Regions from separate parts of the Homo sapiens genome. Here region 2 is linked to region 1. The links are chromatin loops, found by intact Hi-C in ENCODE. Cell type or tissue: PC-3. All regions are shown on one strand. Each heading gives the region's core, and the rest is flanking DNA. Links, peaks and the distances in the headings are about the cores only. Region 1 overlaps ACSM6 (acyl-CoA synthetase medium chain family member 6). Region 2 overlaps SORBS1 (sorbin and SH3 domain containing 1).

Region 1 (6,600 bases), core at 1,624-5,623:
CCAGGGTGAACAATTGTGTTGACCACTATATGTAGTGATAAACACAGAGGTAGAGTCATAATTGATAAGGGGTTTGGGTTCTAGAGTCAGCCTCTAAGATGAAAATCACATGTCATCACACCACCCCTTTTTTAAGAAAATTAGTTAAGTAGCTCATGGGTATCTCTCGGCAAATTCAAAGGGCACTGAAACTGATTTCAATCTCTTTGGTTGAACATGCAATGAAGTAGTTGGCTTGCACTTGTGTTAGCTTGGTTTGTCTGGGGTTAAGTTTCCCCACCTTACATTCAATCCTGCCTTAGACAAATGGTTGTGTGTTGTTACTCCACCCTCAAGTTCTCTTAACAAACTACACAAAGGTCCCTTAGCGGAAATAGGTGTATGTTCCTCACCTTCACCTCAAAGTCTTTGACTCTCATAAGCAACAACGGCCAGTAGATATCAGGTAGAGAAATAAAACAGGGGAAGCTGAGATCACTGACTTAATCAATCCATTAATTAATAAAAGTGCCTACTGGATTAATTAATTTAATTAATTAATAAACTTCTGAGACCCCTGAAAGCCATAAAACCTGGAAGGCAATGCCATGCCAATTAAGACTGATACTGAAAAAATTTAAGGAGTCCATTGGCCTCATGACCTCATAAATAGGCTTTGCCTGTTTTCATTTGTGTGATCTTTGTTTCTCCCCACAGGTCAGGGCTTGATAATAGCAAGTATTATTGTTGTTGCTAGTACCAGCACGAGAGAATTCAAATGGCTTTCCTCTTTCTCTTTAGACGGTGGATGGATCTCCAGCCAACAGATGTCTTGTGGAGTCTGGGTGATGCCTTTGGTGGATCTTTATCCCTGAGCGCTGTCTTGGGAACTTGGTTCCAAGGAGCCTGTGTGTTTCTGTGTCACATGCCAACCTTCTGCCCTGAGACTGTTCTAAATGTAAGATCAATTCCTAGTGTGGAATGTGTGGGACAAAGGCCAGAGAGAGGCATTAGCAATGACCCAGTGACTCATGCCCAGAATGGGGCAAATCAAGAGTTAAATTTGGAATGTGATCTTGACTTGAAGATGCTCTCCCTGCTTGTGAGAGCAATGCTCTCTCTCTTCCCTAGGGGCTTTGCAATTAGGAAGACTTGGCTACTTCCATTGTATCACTGAGAAGGAAACTTTTAAAAGACAATAGTGATATTGAGGAAGATAATATTAATATCAGTTATCATTTACTGATTACTTACTGGCACTTCATATGGATTATTTCATCTCCCCAAGAACCCTGTGAGGGAAGAACTGGGGAAACTGATTCTCACAGAGGTTAAGTAAGTAGCCTAAGGAATCACAGAGGCAGAACTAGGAATTAAACTGTGGTCTACTGAACTCCACAGCACAATTTCTACACTGCTGTGCTAACCTCTCAACTGCTGCACAATCCACAATTTTGCTGGCAACATCTAGGCTTATTATTTAAAGCGACAAAGATCAAAACAAGGCTTCTTGGATCCAGAAGTAAATGCCTCGCTGTGTATGCATTCGGTTATCAGTGATTAATATGATAGCTCCTATGTTCACAGAGCTAAAGCTAAATTCTCTCCCAAGGTGTGGAAGGTGGGGAATCACTAAGTCTTTGAGATAAAAGGCATCCCCAAGCTGAGTTTCAAAGTCTGTGACCCTCTTCCCTGGACTTTCCCGCCTGGACCCCTGCCACAGTCTCACTGTCTCTCCCACCTCACATGCAGATTTTGTTTTTCCTTCCTTTGGGGCCCAGGTCCTGTCCAGATTTCCCATCACCACTCTATCTGCAAATCCAGAGATGTACCAGGAACTGCTTCAGCACAAGTGTTTCACCAGGTAAGAGAGGATCCCTCAGGAGAGAGTCCATTTCCACTCATGGTACCATAAATAAAATTAGGACCCCTTAATTTGTTGAAGTAGATCCAATCTTACCCTCCGGTAACACACTTGTCTTGTTGCCATTCATGACAACAACTCCATTAGTGTGTGTGATTTTTTATTCCCTTGCAACTTGAAATCCATATCTTGACCCAGAACATAAAATTAAATTATAATTAGAAGGTTGAGTTTGTTAAAAAATTTATAATTATACCTCCCTTTAAAAAGATAAACATTAAAGACAAATATACTACCTTTAATTCAAAAAGTAAATATTAACCCATTTCCCATTTTGAAGAAAAAAAAATGTGTAATTCACCGCCAGCACTCATTTCTCAGAGCAAACGGGAAATGAGTTATAGACAAAGACCACCTTCTCTCTTGGATATGAATTCTTCTAGGCCTTTTTAAAACAAATTTATACCTATGTGTATCTACCTATCCATCTATCCCAAAAGAAACATATTATGATATTGGGGTGGGATTATATAGATGGTATCTGTTTATATCATAGTGAAACTTGCATTTTTTTCACACTATTCCTTAAAGCTCTATTTATGATAATATGGGTAATACATTTTTAATCATTGCATAGTATTCTTTAGTATGAATGAATTGTACATTAATAAGCCAAGTACCTATCAAAGATAGTTGAATCTTTTCTAAGCTGCTGAAATGAGCATCATTGCACACACCCCACAATTCCCTAGGGTACCAACTAAGAAGTAGAATTGCCAATCATCATCGATAAAGATTAATGAGAAATCACAGGTTCTCAATCATTGTATCAAGCCTTAGTGTTTGCTAAATAATCATTTAAGTGTAAATTTCATTTTAGCTATGTGGGCAAGGACATAAACTCTACAGAAGGAAACAACCATGGTAGCAAACAATACCACCGTATTAAATTATGTTGACATGAAGGAACGCCTAGTTCATTGGCATTTTGTGGAGCAGTTAAAAATCGCTATGATTAAATATGGTATATCTTTATTCAGCAACATTCCATCTCATATAAAATGTTCAGATTATTTCTTAAACCCTTAAAAGCACTTAAAAATTTTAAAATAGTCATCTCTCGCTTATACCCTGAAATTAATAATATAAAGGCAATGATGTAATGGTATATTTGGGATTAATTCAGAATCAGTTCTCCAATTTTGATCTTGCTTAGTCTTGGGACCTAACTGGGCAGGCAGTTATTATCTAATACAGATGAGCTACCACATTACCATTAATATGGTACATTCATGTATTCAGAATATACAGGGTCACTGCCTCTATCTGAGACCATAAAAAGTTTTGCTATAATCTTCCCACACTTGACCCTTCCACTGGACATCACCAAAATCAAATAAACATAAAATGAATTGTGGGTTTATAAAAAATGCTCACTACTATTCTATTGTTGGGGCGCTGTGGAAACTTATAATATCTAGAGATTTTGAGCCTAGTTTATAAAATTAGTGGCTCTCTTTCCACCTCCAGACTTCAGAAAATTAGTTCCTTTTTTACCTTACCATTGCTGACACATCCTTCACAAACACTTCTGGCTTTGGGAGAGGTAATAAAACTCAGAAGGGTTTCTGCAGAAGGCTGGCTTCCTGCCATCAGTTAGCACTGGTTGATTTGCTTTTAACATTAATGCCGCTTGTCCAGAAGAGTAAATGAGAGTCTTCATGGAGATTGATCTAACTGGGGTGTCTGAATAGATTATCTAATAGAGTAGTATTAAGAACATCAACCACCACTTAATGAGCATTTCCTGTATTGGAATAACTGCATCATTTTTCCAAGATTCTTTCTAACAGACCTGTTATTGGTAGAAATATTCCCTGAGGCTAAGAACAACTTTTGATGCCTCTCCAGCTACAGATTCAAGAGTCTGAAGCAGTGTGTGGCTGCAGGAGGACCCATCAGCCCTGGGGTGATTGAGGACTGGAAACGCATCACTAAGTTGGACATCTATGAAGGCTATGGGCAGACGGAAACTGTAGGTTGATGCTGACTCACTATTTAGCCAGAAACCAAACTTGCCCATTCACTGTGTAAGCACACTGTCAAAGCACTAAGCACGCACTAGAAATGCACAACTGGATCTTAAGCACAGGAAGAGGAAATGGCTTAAACTAGGGAGACCCCTCTTCCATGATAAGACAAAGAATTACAGGTACAGATAACTTACAGATTTACAGATTTCACAACAGAAACTTGAACTAGTTTCCACCTGACAATTCCTGCCCTCTTTGTGGAGTATAAGGCAATATCATGTGATAAGAATGAAAAAATGATGGGGTACAAGTCTGAGTGGAGGATGTTTAAAATTATCACTGCTGAAAATGGAAGAAAGAGTAGATTATGAAAATAAAGGAGAAATGGGTTATGATAAGAGCACATTTGAGGTTGGAGAGCATTAATCTTCAAAGTCACTAACTATTTAGTTGTGTCATTTTCTCCAATATCACTCTAAAACACAGATGAAAAGCATGGTAAAAGTGGACAGTTAGATTGGAACAGGATTAACATTTTGCCAAGAAGGTGCAATAAAAGGGCAGCAGGCAAGGGATATAGGGATATTGGCATTAAGATGAAAGACTAAGAAACTAAGCTGATCAGAGAAGGAAGGGAATTCAAGAAAAGGCAGATCAGTGGTGAGAAGACAAGGCACTGGAGATGTCAATGGAGCTGGAAGGACTGAAGATAATTGTCTTAGTCTGCTCAGGCTGCTGTAACAAAATATCATAGATTGAGTGGCTTAAACAACCAAAGTTATTTTTCTCACAGTTCTAGAGGCTGGAAGTCCAAGATCAGAGTGCCAGAAAGGCCGGGTTTTAGGAAGAGTCCTCTTCTAGGTTGCAGACTACCAACTTCTCATGGTGTTCTCACAGACAGGGAGAGAGAGAGAGACCAAGCTCTTTCCAAGCTCTTTAGTGTCTTTCAGTTTGTTTGTTTGTTTTTAAAGAGAGGCAGGGTCTTGCTTTATTGCCCCAAACTAGAGTGCAGTGGTGTGACCATAGCTCCCTGCAGCCTCAAACTCCTGGGATCAAGAGATTCTCCAACCTCAGCCTCTCAAACAGTTGGGACTACAGGTGTGCACCACCATGCTTGCTATTTATTTTATTTTATTTTTTAGCACAGACACAGACTTGCTATGTTGCCCAGACTGGTTTCAAACTCCTGGCCTCAGGGACCTTCCCACCTCAGCAACCCAGCATATCCAAGATGACAGACACAATTCACTGTGCCCAGCATCTCTTCTTATAAGGGCACTAATCCCATCATGAGAGTGCCACCCTCATGACCTCATCTAAACCCAATGACCTCCCAAAGGCCTCATCTCCAAATACCATCACAGTGAGCAGTAGGGAATTAGCACATAAATTTTGAGGAGACACATCACACTCCCTGGAGATCAGGATCAAGGAAGGAAGAGACTGGGGGTAGAACTGATCATTCATATGGCTGCAGGAGGCACTAGGGATGACAGCGGGACCTGGAATCAAAGGAAAGATAATGAACCTCATGCTGAAGGCCTTAATGGATAAGGAATGACTGAGAGGTTGGTAAATTATAGACAACAAAGAGTGGTATAGGGTGGTAAATGTAAATGGCATGAATCTCAAAAAGACAAGGGAATTGCACATAGCGTCAGAGAAGTAATGGTCAGAAGGTGGTATTGGGAGCTCAAAAGATGCCAAACCCAAGGAATATAAAAGGATCAACATCCCCCACTTGAAAAAAATAAGTAGAAACCTCTTCCCATGGAAGAGCCAGGTCTCTGGAAAGGTAACTGATGAAGAGAACATCCAGTAAAGAGGATATAGATGTGGATGTAGAATAGTTCCTTAACCACTCAATTGATGTTCTATCTAGACACCATGTGAAAAGTTTCTGGAAGGAAAGAGTCAGGGAACAAACAGTCCTGTTCCTGCAACATGAGGATGAAAATAAGCAGGAAAGCTTATATGATGGAAACACCACAGATAAGAATGTAGAGCTGGTACCTTAGGCTGGTGGCCAAATTTTTACATGAATTGGTTTCAGTGTTTTCCAGGTAGATAGGAACAAAAGAAAATAGAGAAGTGGGCCAGGAGCAGTGGCTCACGCCTGTAATCCCAGCACTTTGGGAGGCCAAGGCAGGCAAATCACAAGGTCAAGAGATTGAGACCATCCTGGCCAACATGTGAAACCCTGTATTTACTAAAAATACAAAAAATTAGCCGGGTGTGGTGGCACGCACCTGCAGTCCCAGCTACTCGGGAGGCTGAGGCAGGAGAATCACCTGAATCTGGGAGGCGGAGGTTGCAGTGAGCCAAGATCGCACCACTGCACTCCAGCCTGGGGACAGAGTGAGACTCCATCTCAAAAAAAAAAAAGAAAAAGAAAAAGAAAATAGGGAAGTGTTGCCTGGATTAACTGCATTCACTGCCAGATGGTCCATAAAATAGGCTTCCTGAGAAGCAAAAACACAAAATATTTTTGAGAGAATTGAATACCCAATGTTTTTAAAACATTCAAATAGCATGGGAGAAATAAGAATTTGTGGTGGGGGGCAGGGGGATTTCTTACATTTGTTTTATATATTACTACTGTTTTTATTAATTATACTAAGAAGGGAATTCCATAATCTTGGTAACACCAAAGCCTTTTTATAGGACTTAGTTCTGTCATACGTCCAAAAAAAATTCTTTGGTGACTAAGAAAACCTCAGACTG
Region 2 (6,600 bases), core at 1,111-5,110, 120 kb after region 1:
GAGGAATTTAGAAGGGAGCAATGACCACCTGGTGACCATCAAACAGGCCAAATTCCTTATCTGGGAAAATTAGAAGTAATTAGACTTCCCTATCATTTAAAGCAGGCATCTGGTCCCAGATTTCTTTCCCTCCAAATTTATAAGTAACTAGAATTTCTACACATCTCTGGAATGGCATGCTGAAACTCACTGTGCAACCCTTGCTGACGTTAAGGCACCAAAACATCTACAGATGTAATCATGTATCATGACCTATGTGGCCAGTATGGTCCAAATTGCCCTTAAGCTTCTGCCTTAAGGTCCATAAATGCTCCTAAGGAAAATCCACCTCAGTGCGCTCAGTCCTCTCTCACTGAGTGCCCTGCTGCACCCTTTTGCAGCGTTCTTTCTTTCTAATAAACTTGCCTTCTTCAAATCTATACTGTTATCAGTCAATTTTTCTTACCAACACTCAAGTCAACCACCTCCTCATACTGGGGCTCTGACACCCTGCCTGGCATTTTTTTTTCCTGAAGTCTCCAGACAACCACCTTCCTTCCCGGTTATTATTTCTCCCCATCTTGATCTTCCAGGATGTACTGTTTGTGACTCTCTTTCCTTATTTGCATTGTAACTATTTGGGAACAGGTCTTACTCCCCCGGTGAAGATCCTAAACTCCTTTAGTTGGAGTCAGTCATTGTTTGTCTTTTTTTTTTTTTTGAGATGGGGTCTTGCTCTGTCACCCAGGCTGGAGTGCAGTGGCCCTATCTCTGCTCACTGCAACCTCCGCTTCCTGGGTTCAAGTGATTCTCCCACCTCAGCCTACCAAGTAGCTAGGATTACAGGCATGCACCACCACACTCAGCTGATTTTTGTATTTTTTTAGAAGAGATTTTTGTATTTTTAGAAGAGATGGGGTTTCGTCATGCTGGCTGGTCTTGAACTCCTGACCTCAAGTGATCCGCCTGCCTCAGGCTCCCAAAGTGCTGGGATTACAGGTGTAAGCCACCATGTCTGGCTTGCCTTTTCTTTCATTCAACAAACATTCACTGAAGTGCCTTCCATACATTAGGTATCACGGTCCCGCCTTTGGAGCACTGATACTGTATGGGAACACAGGGAAGCAAAGGGGGCTGAGAGAGGCTCACACAGACCATTGCAGGGGCTATGGCAGCCCAAAGTCAGAGCACTAATCCACTCATGCAGGGGTGGGGGAGGCTGTCAGGAAAGGTGTTAAAGGAAATCAGAATATTTTACCCCAAAATATATTTTTTTGACATATTTTGACATGGCTGTCAGAGAGCCAGCAAAAAGAGGTAGCTCTGCAAAGCTGTCTTTTGTGCAGGAGATTTGTATTTGTAGAGAAAAATCTGCATTGATGCAGCCAGGTTTTCTCTGAGGCTTTCCCTTGTCTAGATCTAGAAAAGATTAACTGGCAGTCTGACACCTTTAAAGGCCTAAAAGGAACATTTACCATCTATTCTCTCCGAGGCTGCTACCTGTGAGCTTTCATCTAAATAACAAGACCCCTTTGCTAGCCAAGCCTTGCTTTTCTCCCTCCCATAACGTGTCTTGCTGCTTAAAATCTGATTTACCACCATAACCTGTCTTTGGCCATCCTCTGAGCCCCCACTCTTCTGTAACCTCAAGATGGTATAAGCTTCTGCACCCCATTGGTTGGGTCTTCATTCTGAAGGCTCCCGTGTCACATAAAACTATGATCGAATAAATCTGTATGCCTTTTCTCCTATTAATTTGCTTCTTGGCCGGGCGTGGTGGCTCATGCCTGTAATCCGAGGAGGCCGAGGCGGGAGGATCACCTGAGGTCAGGAGTATGAGACCAGCCTGGCCAACATGGTGAAACCCCGTCTCTACCAAACAATACAAAAATTACCTGGGCATGGTGGCATGTGCCTGTAGTCCCAGCTACTTGAGGAGGCTGAGGTTGAAGGAGTCTTGAACCTGGGGGCAGAGGTTGCAATGAGATTGTGCCACTGCACTCCAGCCTGGGTGACAGAGTGAGACCCTGTCTCAAAAAAAAAAAAAGAAAGAAAAAAATTTTTGCTTCTTGTCAGTAATTTTTAGGGAAACTTCAAGGATAAGAGGGAAACTTTCCCTTGGCCCCAACAGCTTCCTAGAAGTTACATCTAAATGGAAGCCCTGATGATGTTCACCCCTCTCTATCTCTTGCAGCTAAGTACCTGGAATATCCTAAATGCTTCAAAGAATAAATGATCATAACATTTCAGAATATCTTTTCATTTAAGGTTCTCAGGTAAAATTCCCTCCCATTATTGGTCAGATTCTCAACCTACCTCCCCAATACCTACAATAAAAGTGAACTTTTGTTTCAGCTCTTTAGTTCAGCAAGGAGAATAATGGCTGACAATTTTCTTGATACACAAACTGGTCTGGAATGCATTTTTCCAAATAAGCAACACAGCCTGTGGTCACGTCATCCTGATGGGGCTGCCAGAGAACAGTTGTCATACAAGTCCTTCCCATTTTTAGCATGTCTGTCACCCAAAGGGGGCCCAAGACACAGGAGCCCCTTCTGAAGGACCCCGTTTCCAGAGTTGTCAGCTCCTGCTCCAGCCACAGGAGGGGAAAGTGAGGGGGCTGAAGGGGAGGTGTGGGCAGCAGCCCTTTTCACACAAATGCCAGCTCTCAAGGGGGAGCGAGCCCCAGGCCACAGCCTGTGCACACCCATGGAGAAGGGGCTTGTGCCAGGAGGGCAGGAGGAAGGGAGGGGACAGGAAGTGGTACACTTGGGGTCTGGAGGCCCACCAAGAAAGGAACACCAAGTTTCAACAAGCCTGGCTTTCCAATCAACATAATCTTCAGTGTTGCCAGCTACTCCCCTCCTATCCTGCCTTAGGAAGCAGGAAGCGTATACCCCTAACCTTACTCGGAGATCCGGCACCGTGCGCACTTCCTATACACACAGGATCCTGGAATTGGGCCGGGATGATGACTCAACACTGACGATAAGGATGTCCCCGGGTGCCTTGGGTTGACTTAGAATGTTTATAGAATTGTTCCTGTGTCAGAAACGTTTAATTCTTTTCAACTAGCCACTTCACCATCTCTTCTATTCCTTCCTCAACCTGTTCCAGGGCCAGGCAAAGCCTTTGCCAGGTATTACTGCTTTCCTACAGCCCTCCACAGCAGCGGGTGACCCCACATATGGAGCCTTGGCACATGCCAAGCACCGACTTCCATGAATTACCTCACTGAATCCTTATGACTGCCCTACAAGGGATGGACTGCTTCCACTCCTGCTTAGCATGTGAGAGGTTAAGTGGCTTTCTAGCAAAAGGCTAAGCCTGATTTCTTATAAACTGCCCCATGCCGGCTCACCCTCAGTGATCCCCACTCCTGATGTGCTGGCCCACCCATGGGCCCACATGTGCTTGGCTGGAGCTGGAAGTCTGGCCTAGTGTGTCTCAAGCCTCTGTGCTCCTGTGTCCCCCAAGCATGCCTCTATTATTGCCCTGGTGATATTGCTAGGCTCCTCCTTGTTTTGAGGAGCCTTGAACTTAGGGTTCTCAAGAGGAGAGACAAATGACCTTTGTATTCTGCCCAGAGGCTGGTACCTGCAGGCCTTATTCATAGACTGAATAACTACAGCCTCAAAGGGAAACTGAGGTTGCAAGCCTAAGGGTTAAGCACTATTTACTGTGGACATCAGACATACTAGATACTTAATAAATGGCTTGGAGACATCTTCAGGAACTCAATCTGGGTCTAAGGAAGTTCTAAAAATATTCTCAGTTCTAGAAGCAATTCTAGATCACCCAAGATGGTGGCTCTATAGCTTCCGTTTATAAAGTGCTGACCATGTTCCCAGGATCATAAGCCCTTGTAATCAACCACTCTTTGAGGTAGGTGCTATCATCTCCATTTTACAGATGAGGAAACTGAGTCTCAGACAGGGGAAGCAACTCCCAAGTCACTAGACTGTAAGAGGTGGAGCTGGCATTCAAACCTGGTTGCTTCTGAGAAGTTGCCGAAAGTCTTTGACTTTCGCAGTAGTCAACAGCATAGCCAAAATCAGAATTGTGATTTGTTTAGTTGCTAAGTTCATTTCTCCAAAAAAATTTTCAGGTCTCAAAACACCCTAAGGCTACCTTTGTCCAAATGCTCTCTGGGTCTTTGTAGCTGACCCAGAGAGAAGATGGTACACTCACCCCAAAACCTGGCATGGCTATTCGAGGATACCCCATGTCAGTCAGGGCCCCAGGAGACCTGCATTCTCCTCTCCAGAACCAAAACACCTTTGTTTCATAGCAAACAAAGGCCCCGCGCTCCCACACAAACACGAGACAGGACAAAGACCTGACAGAGCCGAGCACTAGCAGAGCACCATGGGTTATGGAAACAAAGTGCATCTTACATAAAAGCAAACCACACCACACCAAAGCCTGGTGTTCTCAGCTGTGTTAGTCAAAGCAAACTGAGGGTCATCTCTAAGGCATACATGGGATGTGAGGAAGGTCTGCCTTCTCAGAGGCCCTTGCAGCAGGCCAGGAGGCATTCAAAGTAGAGATAACTTCCAAATGACCTCAAGTGGCCAGATATAGCCTGTCCTTTCCCTCCAACTGTATCCAGTCCTGGCACCTGAATTCATGTCCTCCCATTCCCTCTGGGGCCATCTCTTTGCTCCTGAGGCAAGCAAATGGTCTCACCAGCATTCACTTGGCCTCCGTAGATGGACCAGGGGCGAGACGTGCAGCCCACCCTGCCAAGTGAGACGCCAAGTGCACACGCGGCATGCTGCAGTCCTACCTGGCTCCCACCTCTCCGAGCAGCTTTCCTCCCCGCCTGCTCGCCACCTCTATGCCGCTCTGTCTGCTCAGCCTCACTTCCTGGAAAAGCGCTACCCAGGGGCTTGCCGGGCCGGCTCTCCTCAGGGGTGTTGAGATCTGAGAGTCTCTGTTCAGTACTCAGGCACCTGACCACGTCTGAAGGCTTCAAGCAGCTCTTCTTAGAGATCTTGGGTCCACCAGGGCCTCTTTCGCCTGCCCCCCTCTCTGCTTTCCTCTCATATTGTCCACTCTCTTCGCGCCATGGCTGCCTCTTGCTCTGGCTGCTAAAGGCATCACTAAGCTGGGAGATGACACTATCAGAGCTCCCCAGCGGCAGCTGCAAGAAGCTATCTTGGTGGATGCCTGAAGATGGCGTGTGGACACCACCGTCTCCATTCATGTGAAGGGAGGCCTGGGAAGTAGGTGCTAGGGAGTAGGTTTTGTGTGGGGAAGGTAGGGCCAGTGGAGAAGCTACTGATCGTGGGGTGGGACGATCTGACCAACTCAAATGGGGGAGGCTGAGAGACAGGGAGGGACTGGCCCTTGGTGACAAGGCGAGGTGGTCAGTGTTATAGATAGAAGCCTCTGGCAGAGGAGGCAAGGGTGGGGTCAGGGCCAGAGAACGCCTGCCTGGGACCCCCACAGTCAGTGAGATCCACTCAGAGGTGACAGCGTGCATCTCGGGGGACAGGGCTCGGCGGGAGTGGGGCAGAGATGAGGGGGCTGGCGTGATGAGCTTGCTGTGACTGGAAAACTTAAAAAGAAGAAAAGAGAGGAAAACAAAAGAAAGAAGCAAAAGGTACAAGTGTCAGCATAAAGGAAAAAGAAGGAAAATAATCACAAGGGGTATATAAAGAGGAATGAAATGGAGAGGATGAGCAAGGACACTCTGGTGTCCAAAAAGGAAATCCTCAGGTTACATCTGGGGAGAAACCAGGATGGGTGAGTGTGCGTTTGAGCATGTGCGAGCGTGATCCTGATGTGTGCAGGCAGGGGGTGGAGGAAGCAGTGAGAGGTGTGGAGATGGGGAGAGGTTCCCGTCAGAGTAGTGACGGATGAGGCCGCCCTGCTTTGCAGAATCAGATTTTCAAAGGGACACATTGGAAGCTCCCCATCCCAGCCAACCCAGCCCCTGTGCATCCAGATCCCTGACCCGGAACCATACGGGGAAAGGTGGCCCCACACTGCCATGGCCCTTCCCTGGGGTTTTATTTTCTCTGGGAGCTCAGCAGAGTCTTCCAGAGAGGAGTATGAGTAGTGTACTAGTTTTGTTTTACAATCACTCTTGGCTAGTCAAGTGAAAAATGTAGTTGAGTTCCCTGCATCCTTACAAAGAAGAATGTCCCACTCCAGTCACACACTCTGTCCTATAAGACAACAGGATGCGGCTATCACTGTCCAGGAAGCCCTGGGTCAGCCCGTTTAATGCTTTCTGCCAAGAACCCTCTACTGGGGTCAGTGATGAGCAGGTGGCAGAGGAGGAAACAATTAGAGGACCAGACAAGAGGCACCATCTCAGGGTCAACCTGGGCCCCCAGGTCCTACTCTTGTTCCTCTGCCAACCTCCTTACAACATACATGGTGGTTTGTCCAGGCTCTTTCACAGGGATGTCACCCCCACCGTGTCACCCTGAACTCAAGGTTCTGACATTTTCTTGGCTTTGGGAAAGTGGGGATCAGTTAGGAATAGTTTATATTTCTAAACAAGTTTGTTCATAATTAATGTTTGGGAAAGCCAACATCTTATTACGCCTATAAACCTATATCCTTTCAGCCCACAGAGACTGAGATGCTGTAAGTTACTTGTTCCAA

The links. Peaks named below come from ENCODE experiments on the same cell type or tissue, not always from the same donor. Only the 100,000 strongest peaks of a DNase experiment are listed, where the experiment ranks them.
Region 2: it touches region 1 in a loop (8-fold over the local background); 1 of 110 quality-filtered maps calls a loop at or near these places.

Annotation. Positions count from the first base shown.
Region 1 is chr10:95,211,098-95,217,697 of GRCh38, forward strand. ACSM6 (acyl-CoA synthetase medium chain family member 6) reads left to right here. Exons shown (of 11, transcript NM_207321.3): 6 at 781-937; 7 at 1,761-1,843; 8 at 3,755-3,878. The region is part of intron 3 of LOC107984257 (a long non-coding RNA gene); the gene reads right to left. Among named protein-coding and RNA genes, the nearest start is that of ACSM6, 20 kb to the left of the region's middle. In PC-3, for the core only: no CTCF peak of the experiment used is centred there; DNase peaks (open chromatin) are centred at 3,464 and 3,914; H3K4me3 peaks cover 382 bases; H3K27ac peaks cover 2,477 bases.
Region 2 is chr10:95,331,753-95,338,352 of GRCh38, forward strand. It overlaps SORBS1 (sorbin and SH3 domain containing 1), which reads right to left. Exons shown (of 33, transcript NM_001034954.3): 30 at 4,769-5,542. Among named protein-coding and RNA genes, the nearest start is that of PDLIM1, 44 kb to the left of the region's middle. In PC-3, for the core only: no CTCF peak of the experiment used is centred there; DNase peaks (open chromatin) are centred at 2,439 and 2,929; H3K4me3 peaks cover 336 bases; H3K27ac peaks cover 2,791 bases.